Linked DNA regions of Homo sapiens: regions 1 and 2 are each linked to region 3. Evidence: chromatin loops called from intact Hi-C (ENCODE). Cell type or tissue: B cell. All regions are shown on one strand.

Region 1 (5,000 bases), 480 kb after region 3:
AGATGGAGTTGCTGAAACTGTCAAGTACTCAGCAATTAGAGAGAAGGAGGTAAAGCCCAAAAGCCTTATTAACATATAATTTCCTGCACAGGTTTTTCCCTCTCCCCCTAGACCTGCTTTATTTTACATAATGCCCCTTGCTTTTGACACTCCAGCCTTCTCATTCCTTGGAGATGCCATATGCCCTGCTGCTACGGGGCCTTTGCTTACATTGCTTCCTATGCCTCTACCCTTTGATTGACATCTGTCTGTCTTCTAGGTCTCTGCTCAATTATATTACTTCCTCCTGGACCCTCTGCACTAGGCACACCCCCTGGATAAAAGCAGCTGAAGCATCACATTCTTTAGTAGACTTCTTACAATTGTAATTTTACAATTATTGATGGGATTTGATGAGTTGGACCCTCCCACTAAATCAAGCCCCATATTTTTAACAACAAATATATTTGAGGGGTCCAGCACAAGCCTGATATTTAGGGATCCAGTGAATATTTGAATGAATGAGAGTACGCATAAATGAAAGGGGACCAGGGCTGTGTATAGTCTGTTACTCTCCAGCCCTGGTCCCTTTTTCCCCAGTTCCCCTCTTTCCCCTTTTACCCTGTCTCCCCAGATGAGGAGCAATACCAAAGATATTTAACAGTCCTGGGTATAGCTATCTGACTGTAAATTGATCACAAAACACATGAAGCTGTGAGTTTAGCAGGTGAGGATGAAAGAAGTTAGCATTGGTTATCTGCTGGATATGAAGTACTTGAGGATGCATAGTCCTGCTCACCCTGAAAAGATCCCATGGGCTTTAGGTCCCATGGGTTTAGGTTTCTTAGATGTCATGTTTGGCTTTCTAGCTGCAGGCTGCTGATGGGTAACCATGGTAGCTGCCAGGTCTTAAAGTCTCACTTTTGAGATTTACTTAACTTTTTGGAGTCCTGACTTTGAAAATTACCAAAGTAATCCCTGATCTTTATAGAGCAATTAGGAAAAGTAAGAAAAAGAAAAATCATGTGAAATTTCCTCAGCTTGAGGGGAGCCTCTCAACGTTTAGCACATATATTCTAAGTCCATTTCCCATGCAGACATCAGGCTTAAAAGAATTGAACCTACAGTAGGCCGGGTGCGGTGGCTCACGCCTGTAGCACTTTGGGAGGCCGAGGTGGGCGGATCAGGAGGTCAGGAGATTGAGACCATCCTGACTAACACGGTGAAGCTCCATCTTTACTAAAAAATACAAAAAAATTAGCCAGGCGTGGTGGCAGGCGCCTGTAGTCCCAGCTACTCGGGAGCCTGAGGCAGGAGAAGGGCATGAACCCGGGAGGCAGAGCTTGCAGTGAGCCGAGATCCCGCCACTGCACTTCAGCCAGGGTGACAGAGCAAGACTCCGTCTCAAAAAAATAATAATAAATAAATAAATAAATAATTGAACCTACAAAAAATCAGCTACCCCAAATTAACCAACCATTGAACTTTTCAGTGTATTTTTTTCTGTTCTTGTTTTTTAACTTTAACCTTTTCTAGATGACTGTGTGTGTGTGTGTGTGTGTGTGTGTATTTTCATTTGCAGCCTACTTTTTTTCTTAATGTGAACTTATTTAACCCATCTTTGAGACTTTTGTGAATTTAATTTTTTTGTTCTTAAACCGTATCATAATTTATTTAATAATCTTCTAATATTAAATGTTATTTATGAAATGTTTCATAAATTTCATAAATGTTTCATAAATAAATAGAAAAGTTCAGAGAGAAACCACAAGTGCTAAGAAAATGTAGCACCTAGCATCAGTGGTTTTGTATCTTGCCACATTTGCTTCAAAGGTGCCTACCCACCATATTCGTCCTTAACTCTAATCATTTTGGGTGGGGATTCCTTGGTATCTCTGCCTTTTTATTCTTTTTTTGTTTTTGAGACAGGATCTCCCTCTGTTGCCCAGGCTGGAGTTCAGTGGTGCAGACAGCTCACTGCAGCCTCAAACTCCTGGGCTCAAGCCATCCTCCCATCTCAGCCTCCTGAATAGCTGGCTAGGACCACAGGTGTTCGCCACCATGCCTGGCCAACTTTTTATTCTTTTTACCTAGAGAGGGATTTCATTTTTATCCCTTATAGATAACCTTTATTGTGTAGTTGTTCTTTTCTTCATTGACTATTATGTATGAATGTTTGTGTGTGTTTATGTGAAAATAAAATCAGGCCTCCATGGAATTGTGGGTCTGTTTCTGCCCTCTGCTGTTTGTTTTGTTTCTCTGCTGTTTGACAGTATCATAATCTTAAATACTGCAGATTTCTAATGTCTTATTAGGGCAAGTCCCCATAATCTGTTTTTATTCAGAATTGTCATGGTTATCAATCTTTGGCTTTTTACTTTTCTGTGTGAATTTGAGGATTATCTTTTACTTATTTATTTATTTTTTTGAAATAGAGTTTCAGTCTTGTTGCTCAGACTGGAGTGCAATTGTGCAATCTCGGCTCACTGCAACCTCTGCCTCCCAAGTTTAAGCGATTCTCCTGCCTCAGCCTCCTGAGTAGCTGGGATTACAGGCACCGGCCACCACATCAAGCTAATTTTTATATTTTTAGTAAAGATGGGGTTTTGCCATGGTTTCACCATGTTGGCCAGGCTGGTCTCAAACTCCTGACCGCAGGTGATCCCAAAGTGCTGGGATTACAGGTATGAGCCTCCCAAAGTGCTGGGATTACAGGCATGAGCCACTGTCCCCAGCAGGATTATCTTACTATATTGTGCCACAGAATATTTTATTAGCGTTTGATTGGAATTACATAGAATTATAAATTTGGTATTTGTGACTTTCTGCTGGAAATCATGATACCATGAACATTCTGATGTTTGCGTTTATGATAATTTTCATGGGAGCTAAATTTCAAGAAGTAGAATTTTGGGTCAGAGGATATGATCATTTAAAAGCAACATTGTTTGATCAGATTGGCAGATACTTAAAGATGGGTGGACAGGAGCCATTGCTGGCAAAGGTTTGGGTAAGGGGCACTTGAGTATGCTGCTAGTGACAGGGAATTCTACGCATTTGTGCATAGAATCTGGGAATGACTATTAAGATTTATTTATTCCCTCTCTAGGTAAAATCCTTCTCTAGGTATATAAATAAATAATAAATAATAAATAAATAATCAGTTTCAGCCAGGCACAATGGCTCACACCTGTAATCCCAGCACTTTGGGAGGCCAAGGCCGATGGATCACTTGAGGTCAAGGAGTTTGAGACCAGTCTGGCCAACGTGGTGAAACCCCATCTCTACTAAAAAAAAAAAAAATGCAGGCCGGGCATGGTGGCTCACACCTGTAATCCCAGCACTTTGGGAGGCCGAGGTGGGCGAATCATGAGGTCAGATTGAGACCATCCTGGTTAACATGGTGAAACCCCATCTCTACTAAAAATACAAAAAAAATTAGCTGGGCATGGTGGCAGGCACCTGTAGTCCCAGCTACTCAGGAGGCTGAGGCAGGAGAATGGCGTGAACCCAGGAGGCAGAGCTTGCAGTGAGCCGAGATCGCACCACTGCACTCCAGCCTTGGCAACAGAGTGAGACTCCATCTCAAAAAAAAAAAAAAAAAAAAAAAAAAAAAAAAGGGCAAAAACAAATTAGCCGGGTGTGGTGGTGCACGCCTGTAATCCCAATTACTTGGGAGGCTGAGGCAAGAGAATCATTTGAGCCTGGGAGGTGGCGGTTGCAGTGAGCCAAGATCCTGCCACTGCACTCCAGCCTGGGTGACAGAGCTAGACTCTGTCTCTAAATAAATAAATAAATAAGCAGGAAGGGTAGGAGAGCTCTAAATATATGCACGTGTTAGCTTATATTTGTGTTCAGAGCCTCAGGAAATGAGCATACACACCAGGCTTAAATTGGGTATTCCAAGGATCAGGTTGGGGATAGGGAGGGAACTATTTTAAAATACATCTCTTTTCCATGTGCCTTTATATTGACTTAAAATTTTAAAAATTGAGATAGAATTCACATACCATAAAATTCAGTCCTTTAAAAAGTATACAATTTGGTGGTTTTTACTGTACTCAAAGTTTTATAATCACGGCCACTGTCTAATGCCAGAAGATTTTCATCAGTTCATTTATATTGACTTCTTATTTCTTTCTTTGTAAAAAATTTTAATTTCATTTCATTTTATTTTTGAGATAGAGTCTCACTTTTTCACCCAAGCTGCAGTGCAGTGGTGCAATCAGGGCTCACTGCAGCCTTTACCTCCCAAGCTCAAGAGTTCCTCCTGACTAAGCCCCACAAGTAGCTGGAATTACAGGTGCACACCACCATACCTGGCTAATTTTTGTATTTTTTGTAGAGATGAGGTCTCACTATGTTGCCCAGGCTGATCTTGAACTCCTGAGCTCAAGTGATCCCCTTGCCTCGGTCTCAGAGAGTGCTGGCCTTACAGGCGTGAGCCACCGCACCTGGCCTATATTGACTTTTTATAACAAGCATGTTGTACTTCGGTAGTTTTTAAAACATAAAAATGATTTTAAAAACCAAGAATCACAGTGATTTGGCAGAGCAGTGGGTCTTTTCTGGAAAAGAGAGTCTTGCCTACCCATGCTGTCAGGGTTAGTCAAATGCCCAGGCTTTCTGGCAAGTCAGTGGTAGATTTTTCTCTCTGCTTTCATACAAATGGGATAATAAAAATTTATCAGCCATTTTAAGCAACTGAATGAAAATAAGTTTTGCCTTTACCATTTTCCTTGTTCAAAATCCTGAAGTTCTAGTTTCCTAGTTGATAAATTACATCAGTTGACATTCTCCATAAGCTGGGGTCAGAATACTGTATCATTGCCCATCAACATTATTAGGTTAAATGAAAAGGTGTGAAAACTGATATCTTACTGTTTTTGCAACTCTTGGTTTACAACGAGGTTAAAGTTTCATCATGTTTCCTAGTCATTTGTATTTAAATTTTTTTTTTTTTTTTTTTTGGTGAATGGACTATTCTTTGCTGTTAGTCCATGACCCACTGTTACGGACAC
Region 2 (5,000 bases), 340 kb after region 3:
AAAGAAACAAACCACAAGTGAATCAACGACAACCCTCAAGAACCAGACGCTACTACTGACAACCATTAGGGTTTCTTGGCTGCTTGAATCAATTCATTCCCAGCTCTGCTTTGAGCTGGCACTAATTTAAAGGAGACAAAAATGTTGGAGCTAAGGCTGCCAGATTTAGGAAATATAAATACAGCAAGCCCAGTTACACTTTAATTTCAGACAAACAACGAATCTTTTTTTTAGTACAAGTATGCTCCCACGTAATATTTATAGTAAAAATTTATTTTAAAAATTTTACAAAAATTCACTGTTTATCTGAAATTCATATCAACTAGGCATCCTGTATTTTATCTGGCAAACCTAGCTGGAGCCAAAAGGTAGAATAGTAATCAATCCAATTTCCTCATTTTTCAGCAGAAACTGAGAACCAAAGAAAGGAACTGACTTGCTTAAGCTTAAGCCAAAGATCAGGGAAGTAAGTTGGTTTTGAAAAGAGAAAACCTTTCCACTAGGTCACCTTGGGTACCACTTACAGTACATTCCACTTCCAATTCTTGCTCAACTCACAGAAGCACCAAGCAGACAAGGTGTAAAAGAGTATGGTTTCCCTCTTGTAACATTAAACTTCAAGTTTCAGTACATCTCTTAAAACCCTAGTCTCCAAAATCAATTAGGAAACTATGTGCTACTCTTAAAAAAAAAAAACCTGATAATTTTGTCTACACACTACCACCTCATACTGTTTATATTTTCACTCACCATATGAAACAGGACATCCTTCTCTCCTGAACTCAGTTCTCTCAAAATCCAAAATTCTCTTGCTCCAGGGTCTCAAGATTTCACACAAGAGCATGTTCACATTATTTCATGACTCTCAACGACTTGAGTTCGTATACTCCTTCAGTTTTCATGCTTTTTAGCGTTTTCATGTTTTTCAGATATGTCCTAACCCATTCGGTTGGCCTCAAAAGTCTCCCATTCCCATTCTGTATCGGAGCAACTAAATCAGCAATGAGGAATGAAGTCTCACTATTATAAACATACACTTACTTCCCCAGGGACTGGGATGCAAGGAAACATGGAAAGAGAAACGTCTTTATCAGAAATTTTGGGGCCAAAAAGGCCCCGAAGTATGGTATGTGAGGGTTATGCTAGCTGTCTAATTACATAGCATGCAATCGAACAAAATAAAGAGAAAAATAACAGAAAACTCCACACATGCAAAGAATTCATTTTCCAGATCCCATCAAATTAAAAAATACACAAAACATTTCCTCAACTCCATACAGAGCTCCTCAACCTATGACTTGCAGGGGTCCTCAAGGGTAGTTAGCGTGGGGATGGGTGGTGAGAATAGTGATAGTGAGGCAGAAAAGGGTTCCATTTTTATTTATTTATTTTTACAATTTGGGCTTCCAAATAGGTTTTAAGAAAAAAAGGTTTTGTTGCATTAAAGAAACATGAAAACGGTAACATAAACCATTATAACCCCCACCCAATAAGTTTTCTATTAAAAACTTCACCCAGGTGGACAGGAATACGAATCGTTTAAGATGAAAACAGATTTAAAGACCAAAGAAAAGTTAGCAATTAAAGGACAAAATAGTTACCTATGCTTTCCTTCTGGCACCCCGAATGTACGCAGGTCTCTCGAGATCACACGTCAGACGTGGAAGGTCCTCACGGATCACTAGTCCGAGCTTCCATTTTACAGATGTGCACACTCAGGCCAAAGACGACGGCTGACGGGCCAACGTCTCACAGCCGGTCAGGGAAAGGAATTCACCTGGCACCCGGGGCGGCCGGCCTAGAGCCCTGGGCGCTGACCGTTTCTGCGATTCCTGGTTCCGCTCGGCCCGGCCCCAGGGGCAGACGCGAGCACCGGGGCAGAGAGACCCACTGCCTGGAGTCGCGCTGCCTCTCCGCGGGCTCCACGCCGGGCCCGCAGCGCAGGGATGGGTCCTTGGCGGCCGCCCCCACCCAGCCCAGCCCAGCCCAGCCCAGCCCAGCCCACCTGTAGCCGACGCGCTGCCGGCAGCCACACCCCCTGCCCGGGCCGGGGGCTCGGCCGCCCTTATTGGCGGCCAGCGGCGGCGGCTGCGCGCGGCGTGGGGGACTCCGATCCTAGAGGCCGCAGGAGTTACCTCAGGTGGGCTCTGAGCTGGCGGCGCTACCGCCCTGGCCCGCCTCGAGCATGCCCGAGACGTGGACGCAGCAAGGCCGCACCTCCCCCAGCGCGTCGCCTGTTTACACCCTACGCCCCTCCGCGGGAGGACACCGAGTGGCAGGTCACGTGACGCGGGCGTCACGTGTCCGGCCGAGTTGGGTGGAGGCGTTGCCCCGGCGACTGCAGCGCGCTGGGGGCGGGCTGCAGCGGGTGCCGCCGCGCGGCCTTTCTGTGCTTCCACCCCTTCGCAGTGCCCAGGCGACAACCCACTGGGCTTGGAACCGAAAAGACTTCCCCAGCTCTGTGTGTGTCGTTTAGTGTCTCCTGGCCCTGACTACATGTTATTAATATTAGTGTTTTGGAAGGAAAAGGAAATTTTGTCTGGCAAAAGGATGTTTTACTTGGAGAAGAAGATGGAAAATACTTTCTTACCTGAGGCTATCAAACGGGAGGAAAAGCGAAGGAATAAGTAATAACGGTTTTTGCCTTGACAGATTTTTGTTTGCTTTCGCTCCCTAATCTGGACTGAAAGATTCCCACAGCATAGCCTCTCAGCCAGAGAAAGCACGTGAAGGAGGTTTATACGACTTCTTACTTTTAAGTTGTATTTTAATTTTTATGGGGGAATCATCTCTGTGTACATACAGACGTCTAAATATTTGATTCTGCATTCATCTCTTTTTTTTTTTTTTGAGACGGAGTCTCACTCTGTAGCCCAGGCTGGAGTGCAGTGGTACGATCTCGGCTCACTGCAAGCTCCACCTCCTGGGTTCACGCCATTCTCCTGCCTCAGCCTCCCCAGTAGCTGGGACTACAGGCGCCCGCCACCACGCCCGGCTATTTTTTTGTGTTTTTAGTAGAGACGAGGTTTCACCGTGTTAGCCAGGATGGTCTCAATCTCCTGACCTCGTGATCCGCCTGCCTCTGCCTGCCAAAGTGCTGGGAATACAGGCATGAGCCACTGCACCGGGCCAGACTCTGCATTCATCTTTTGTCCACATAAAACTCTCATTATTCCTCTGTCACTTTCATCACTGTCTACCAAATCCAATTTTCCTACATCAAACTTCCCAGAAATAGTTTCAACCACTGCCAGTTTTATTTCTCCCATAATCATGCATAAAAGATGAATAATTTGTATTTCTTAGTAAATTCATGAGTGAATTATAAGCAAATCCTCTCAAATATTCCATAGTTGTTCTGTTGTCCCGGAGTGATCTATCATATAGCTAATCAATTCCTCCCTACAATTCTGACCACTTTGAATTTTTGGCTAAGTAAAAAGCAGATTGTCAGGTTCAAAACAGTGTGCTCAAGATATCCTCTGGATCAGCAAGGTCAAAACATCTCCATTTCTATAACACACTTACAATACAGTATTACAAAGAGCAGAAAAATGATGAATTTTCTCCATTTGTCTTTTACTGTGGAAAATAGGTTATCAAGGCCAGTTGCCACAACCTGGTTGGCTCTACTGCTTCTGGCAGCAGGTGTTCCATGAAGGTAGTACCAATATCTTCCATTGGTATAGCTTATGCCTAGACCAGGCTTGTTGAGCCAAAGGGTTGGCTGACTGATGAATGGATATGGAATCCTGTCATCCTTCTACAGGAAGCGGCAGAACCTTCGTAGTTCAACAGGGATCTGTGAGCTATGCAGGGCTGATAAGCAGCACTCATGGAGACAAAGCTAGGGTGAGTCCTGGCGCAACCATTACTGTCTAGGCAATTTCCTTAACCTTTCCGAGCCTCTCTTCAGCTTTCTGAAAGATATCTACTGAATAGAGTGGTTATGAGACAAAATGAGGTAATGCCTGTATAACACTTTTAAGTGCCCAATACATACAGTGTTGGGTAAATGTTAACCAATATGGTCTTTGGCGACGGGGTATTAGTATAGGAGGTCAGAGTCCTGAGGGAAAGGGAGCTGACAACTTGAACGTGTCCAGGTCCTGGGTCCAGATTCTTGCCACCTGGAGTGTAGTTCAAGAAGGGATTGCCAGCCAGGCGTGGTGGCTCACGTCTGTAATACTAGCACTTTGGGAGGCCGAGGCAGGCAGATCACCTGAGCTCAGGAGTTCAAGACCGGCCTGGCCAACGTGGCCTAGCCAACATGAAACCTCCTCTCTACTAAAAATACAAAAATTAGCCAGGCATGGTGGCGGGTATCTGTAATCCCAGCTACTCGGGAGGCTGAGACAGGATAATCACTTGAACCTAGGAGGCAGATGCTGCAGTGAGCCAAGATCATGCCACTGCACTCCAGCCTAGGTGACAGAGTGAGACTCCATCTCCAAAAAAAAAAAAGGGGGGGGCGGATTGCCAGCAAGGAAACAAAGCACAATTGGGAAGAAACTGTTGCACTCAGAATGTAAGGCAGCCAGTAAGGGAATTGCTCATAGGGCACCAGGTGCTCACTCCAAGAGGCATACTGGCCTTGTGGCAACAGCTTAATTCCAAATCCTCCCTGCTTGTGTTAATGGGGACTCCTAATACACTGCCTTTCCTTTGCCTTAGCCCACATAGGGAAATTACCTACCCTCTCCTACAGTTTGTGGGACATGAAGACATAAGAAAGAATTCAGGCTTGAGCCAAGTGATCAGTGTTATCTCCAGAACCAGTCACACTGACTCCCTACCAAATGGTTAAATACATCAACCCATCAACCATGTTCTAGTTTTGTTGTTGTTGTTGTTGTTGTTGTTTGAGACGAGTTTTGCTTGTGTTGCCAAGGCTGGAGAGCAATGATGCGATCTCAGCTCACTGCAACCTCCACCTATCTGGTTCAAGCAATTCTCCCATCTCAGCCTCCTGAGTAGCTGGGATTACAGGCGCCTGCCAC
Region 3 (5,000 bases):
AGCCAAACCAGTCATGCTCCTGCTTCTTGGGTATGGCATTTGCTGTTCCCTTTGCCTGGAATGCTCTTCCCTGTATATCCACATCGTTTGTCTTCCTACATTTCTTCAGGTCTTTACTCAGACATCCCCAAATTGGCTGGCGTGATGGTACATGCCTGTAATCCCAGCTACTCAGGAGACTGAGGCAGGATAATCGCTTGAATCTAGGAGGTGGAGGTTACAGTGAGCTGAGATCGTTTCACTGCACTCCAGCCTGAGTGATGGAGCAAGACTGTCTCCAAAAAAAAAAAAAAAAGATAGCCCCAACTCAATACGGCCTTCCTTGTGTAAACTCTCCCAACATTCCCATCTCCTTTCCTGCTTGACTTTTCTCCACAGCAAGTATTACCTTCTTCTACATACTACATATTTAACTTTTTTTTTTTTTGGAGACAAGGTCTCACTCTGTTGTCCAGGCTGGAGTGCAGGGCTACAATCATAGTTCACTGCAGCCTTGAACTTCTGGGCTCAAGTGATCCTCCCACCTCAGCCTCCTAAGTACTGGGACTACAGGTGCATGCCACTATGCATAGCTAATAAAAAAAATTTTAGAGATGTGGTCTTGTTATGTTGCCCAGGCTAACTTGTTTATTTCATTGTCTTTCCCGCTGAAGAGAATACAAGTTCCATGAATGCACAGATTTCTGTTCTGCTCACTGCCATGTTCCCAGTTTTTAGGTGTCTGCACATGAGAGGCACTCAATAAATATCTAATAAATAAATAAACAAGTGCTTTGATTCCTCTCTTCCACAAGCCCTCCCAAAACTGTTCTCCCTGAGACTTCTTTACCTCAGTGTTTCAAGCCTACAACTTCAGTCATCTCTGATTCCTCTCTCTTCACTCCACATCCACTCCATTCTACCTTCAAAACATATCTCAGAGGGCTCCATCTCCAGGTGACCACCATTGTTCTTCACCTGTTCCCACTGAAACATCTTCTTAATAGAACTAATTCCGGAGCAGCCATAGTGTTCTCCACTGAATTGCCTGCATGTCTGCAAACTCCAATGAGATGCTGCTCCTGCTCTGACTAAAATGCTCCGGCAGATCCCTGTTGCACCTAAAGTAAAATTCCAGCTCCTTCTCACGGTCTGCAAGCCCCAGCTGCTCTGGCCTGTGCCTCCTTCCCAGGCCGCCCGCACCTCACTGCTGGTTGCACTTCCTTCATCCCAGGAGGACTCCTGCCCATGGCCCTGCTCCTGCAGCTCTTCCTGCCAGGAGACTTCTTTCCTCAGCTGAAGCTGAACCCGCACAGCTAAGGACTCCCTGTCATGGGCCCTCACCTCACATGTCACCTCCTCAGAGAAGCCCGTGCTATCGAATGTTGCCCTCCCCCAGCATCATCCTGTTTTATTTTCCTATTATAATCAAAACCGATCTTATTTATTGTTTATTTGCTTTGTCCGGTCTCTTTCCCAACAAGGATGTAAGTCCCACGGGTGGGGAGACGGAGACTCTGTCTGACTTCTTCACTGTGGTGTCGCCAGCACCCAGAACAATTCGCAGCCATGGCAGCCTTCTAGAAACATCCTTTGAAATAGTGGGTGCTTGGATTTCTCTCAAACACATAACTAGAAAACATTTGTTTTCTTCTGAGTAATCTTCATTATATTTCTTTTTCTTTTTCTTTTTTTTTTTTTTTTGAAACGGAGTCTCCCTCTTTCTCCAGGCCGGACTGCAGTGGCGCTATCTCGGCTCACTGCAAGCTCCGCCTCCCGGGTTCACGCCATTCTCCTGCCTCAGCCTCCCGAGAGTAGCTGGGACTGCAGGAGCCCGCCACCGCGCCCGGCTAATTTTTTTTGTATTTTTACTAGAGACGGGGTTTCACCGTGTTAGCCAGGATGGTCTCGATCTGCTGACCTCGTGATCCGCAGTGCCCCTTTTCTGTTTCTTTTTTTTTTTCTTTTTTCTTTTTCTTTCTTTTTTTTTTTTTTTTTTTTTTTTTTTTTTTTTTTTTTTTGAGACGGAGTTTCGCTCTTGTCACCCAGGCTGGAGTGCAATGGCGTGATATTGGCTCACTGCAACCTCTGCCTCTGGGATTACAGGCGTGAGCCACCGCGCCCCGCCCTATTGTATTTCTAAATGAGTATCTGTGTGTATCTAACTCCAAATATTAAATTCATAGCAGAGCTATGATGTGCTCAAGGCCACAGAACAGCCATGACCATGACCACTGACATTATCCTAAAGTGCTAGAATTATATAAGGCAGGAATGGCTAAAACCAGTAATTTCAAAAGAAAAAGAAATGCACCACTAGATGGCACTGTCTTTCCAACTTAAATATGATTTCAGTTAATTCAGAATCCGAAGAAGCTCGAGTTTTCTAATCTTCACCCCCTTGTTTCACGGAACAGCACATTTGCCAAGTTTTAGATCATGCACTTTTTCTGGTAAGCAAGTTAAAATTTCATGATAATCATTGCTGTCTTTATGATCACGTTTATATTAGCAAGCATTTTTTTTTTTTTGACATGGAGTCTCGCCCTGTTGCCCAAGCAACAGGCGTGATGCGATGGCGTGATCTTGCCTTAGCTCACTGCAACCTCCGCCTCCTGAGTTCAAATGATTCTCTAGCCTCAGCCTCCCAAGGGATTACAGGTGCCCGCCACCACACCAAGCAGCTCCCCCAGGCTTGCTGCCACCTTGCAGTTTGATCTCAGACTGCTGTGCTAGCAATCAGCGAGACCCCGTGGGCATTGGACCCTCTGAGCCATGTGTGGGATATAATCTCCTGGTGCGCCATTTTTTAAGCCCATCGGAAAAGTGCAGTATTAGGGTGGGAGTGACCCAATTTTCCAGGTGCCATCTGTCACCTCTTTCTTTGGCTAGGAAAGGGAACTCCCTGACCCCTTGCACTTCCTGAGTGAGGCAATGTCTTGCCTTTCTTCGGCTCGCACATGGTGCACTGCACCCACTATCCTGCGCCCACTGTCTGGCACTCCCTAGTGAGATGAACCCGGTACCTCAGATGGAAATGCAGAAATCACCCATCTTCTGCATTGCTCATGCTGGGAGCTGTAGACAGGAGCTGTTCCTGTTCAGCCATCTTGGCTGCAGCCCACTCTATGTCTTTTAATGGGAGAGTTTAGTCTATTTACTTTCAATGTAATTATAAGTAAGGACTTACTTCTGCAATTTTGTTATTTGTTTCTGGTTATTTTGTGGTCTTCTCTTTCTTCTTTCCTTCCTTCTTGTCTTGCTTTTAATGAAGATAATTTTCTCTGGTAGTAGATTTAACTTCTTGCCTTTCATTTTTTGTGTATCTGTTTTGTTTTTTATTTGAGTTTACCCTGAGGTTTGCAAATAATATAACCCATTATTTATGCTGATCACAACTTAACACTAATTACAGAAACAAACTAACAATGAAGCAAAAAGAGAACCAATACAAATGTTACACTTTATTTTGTGCCCCCAACTTTTTGAGGTGCTCCCACCTCAAGAACCCAGACAAAGAAGAGAAAAATAAATTCAAAGCAAGCAAAAACAAGAAAATAATAGTTATAAGAGCAGAAATCAATAAAATTAAAAACAGAAAAACAAAAGAGATAATCAATTAAAAAGAGCTGGTTCTTTGAAAAAATCAATAAATTTGAAAAACTCTATCAAGACTGCCAATGAAAAAAGAGAGAAGACTCAAATCATCAGTACCAGTAATGAAACAGGAGACATTAATAGAGACCCTACAAACATTAAAAAGATAATAAGGGAATGCTAAAAACACTACAGACATAAATTTGACAACTTTAAGGAGATGAACCAATACCACAACTCACTTAATATGAAATAAATTATTTGAATAATCCTATACCAAATAAGAAAATTGAATTCAAAATTTCAAAACTCCCAAAAAGAAATCTCCATATGTTTTAGGAAAAATTGGGTTGTGGCTGAGCATGGTGGCTCATGCCTGTAATCCCAGCACTTTGGAAAGCTGAGGCAGGCAGATCATGAGGTCAGGAGATCAAGACCATCCTGGCCCACATGGAGAAACCCTGTCTCTACTAAAAATACAAAAATTAGGTGGTGGGTACCTGTAATCTCAGCTACTTGGGAGGCTGAGGCAGGAGAATCACTTGAACCTAGAAGACAGAGGTTGCAGTGAGCCAAGATCACACCACTGCACTCTAGCCTGGTGACAAAGTGAGACTCCATCTCAAAAAAAAAAAAAAAAAAATTAGCACCTATTTTATGAAATATCTTACAAAGAAATAGAAGAGACACAAAAGCTTTACAATTCATTTTATAAAGCTATTATTACTCTATTTCAAAAATAGACAGTGATAGTACAAAAAGAAAACTAGAGGCCAATGTCTCTCATAAACATAGATACAAAATTCTCAATAAAAATTAGCAAATAGAATACAGTGATATGTACAAATAACTATATACTATGACAAAGTGGGGTTTATTCCAAGTATGCATGGCTGGTTTAATATTCAGAAATCAATGTAATCTACCATATTAAGAAGCTAAAAAAGAAAATTCACATGATCCTATTATTGGCTACAGAAAAGCATTTGTCAAATTTTTACTTATATTAAAACTCTCAGAAAAATAGGAATATAAGGGAATATCGTCAACTTGCTACAAAAAACCCACAGCTAACATCATACTTAAGAGTGAAATACTGAATGATTTCCCCTGAGGATCAGGAACAAGGTAAGAATGCCCACTCCCTACTTTCATCCAACATAGCACTGGAAGTCTAGCCAGTGCTATGAGACATAAAAAAGAAACAAAAGACACACAGATCAAAAGGAAAAATAAAACTGTTACTATTTGCAGATGACATGATTGCCTATTTAGAAAATTCCAATGAATTTATATACACAAAAAGTTTACAAACATCAACAACCAATGAGTGCGTTCAGCAAGGCTGCAGGATACAAGATCAACATACAAAAATTAATTATATTTCTGTATACTAACAATGAAAGTGTGGACATTGAAACTAA

What was found. Peaks named below come from ENCODE experiments on the same cell type or tissue, not always from the same donor. Only the 100,000 strongest peaks of a DNase experiment are listed, where the experiment ranks them.
Region 1: it touches region 3 in a loop (16-fold over the local background); 8 of 110 quality-filtered maps call a loop at or near these places.
Region 2: a loop joins it to region 3, with 6 times the contacts of the local background. A loop is called at or near these places in 6 of 110 quality-filtered maps.

The regions. Positions count from the first base shown.
Region 1 is chr10:45,732,840-45,737,839 of GRCh38, forward strand. All of the region lies in intron 3 of WASHC2C (WASH complex subunit 2C), which reads left to right. Among named protein-coding and RNA genes, the nearest start is that of WASHC2C, 8.1 kb to the left of the region's middle. In B cell, a CTCF peak has its summit at 2,234 (motif pointing left); no DNase peak of the experiment used is centred here.
Region 2 is chr10:45,592,634-45,597,633 of GRCh38, forward strand. It overlaps a transcript of MARCHF8 not described here. Among named protein-coding and RNA genes, the nearest start is that of MARCHF8, 60 kb to the left of the region's middle. RefSeq lists silencers at 1,761-1,830, 1,931-2,090, 2,371-2,440. In B cell, no CTCF peak of the experiment used is centred here; DNase peaks (open chromatin) are centred at 28, 478, 1,688 and 2,278; H3K4me3 peaks cover 2,305 bases; H3K27ac peaks cover 2,571 bases.
Region 3 is chr10:45,247,950-45,252,949 of GRCh38, forward strand. No RefSeq gene overlaps it. Among named protein-coding and RNA genes, the nearest start is that of OR13A1, 65 kb to the right of the region's middle. In B cell, CTCF peaks have their summits at 2,322 (motif pointing right) and 2,525; a DNase peak (open chromatin) is centred at 2,442; H3K4me3 peaks cover 829 bases; H3K27ac peaks cover 653 bases.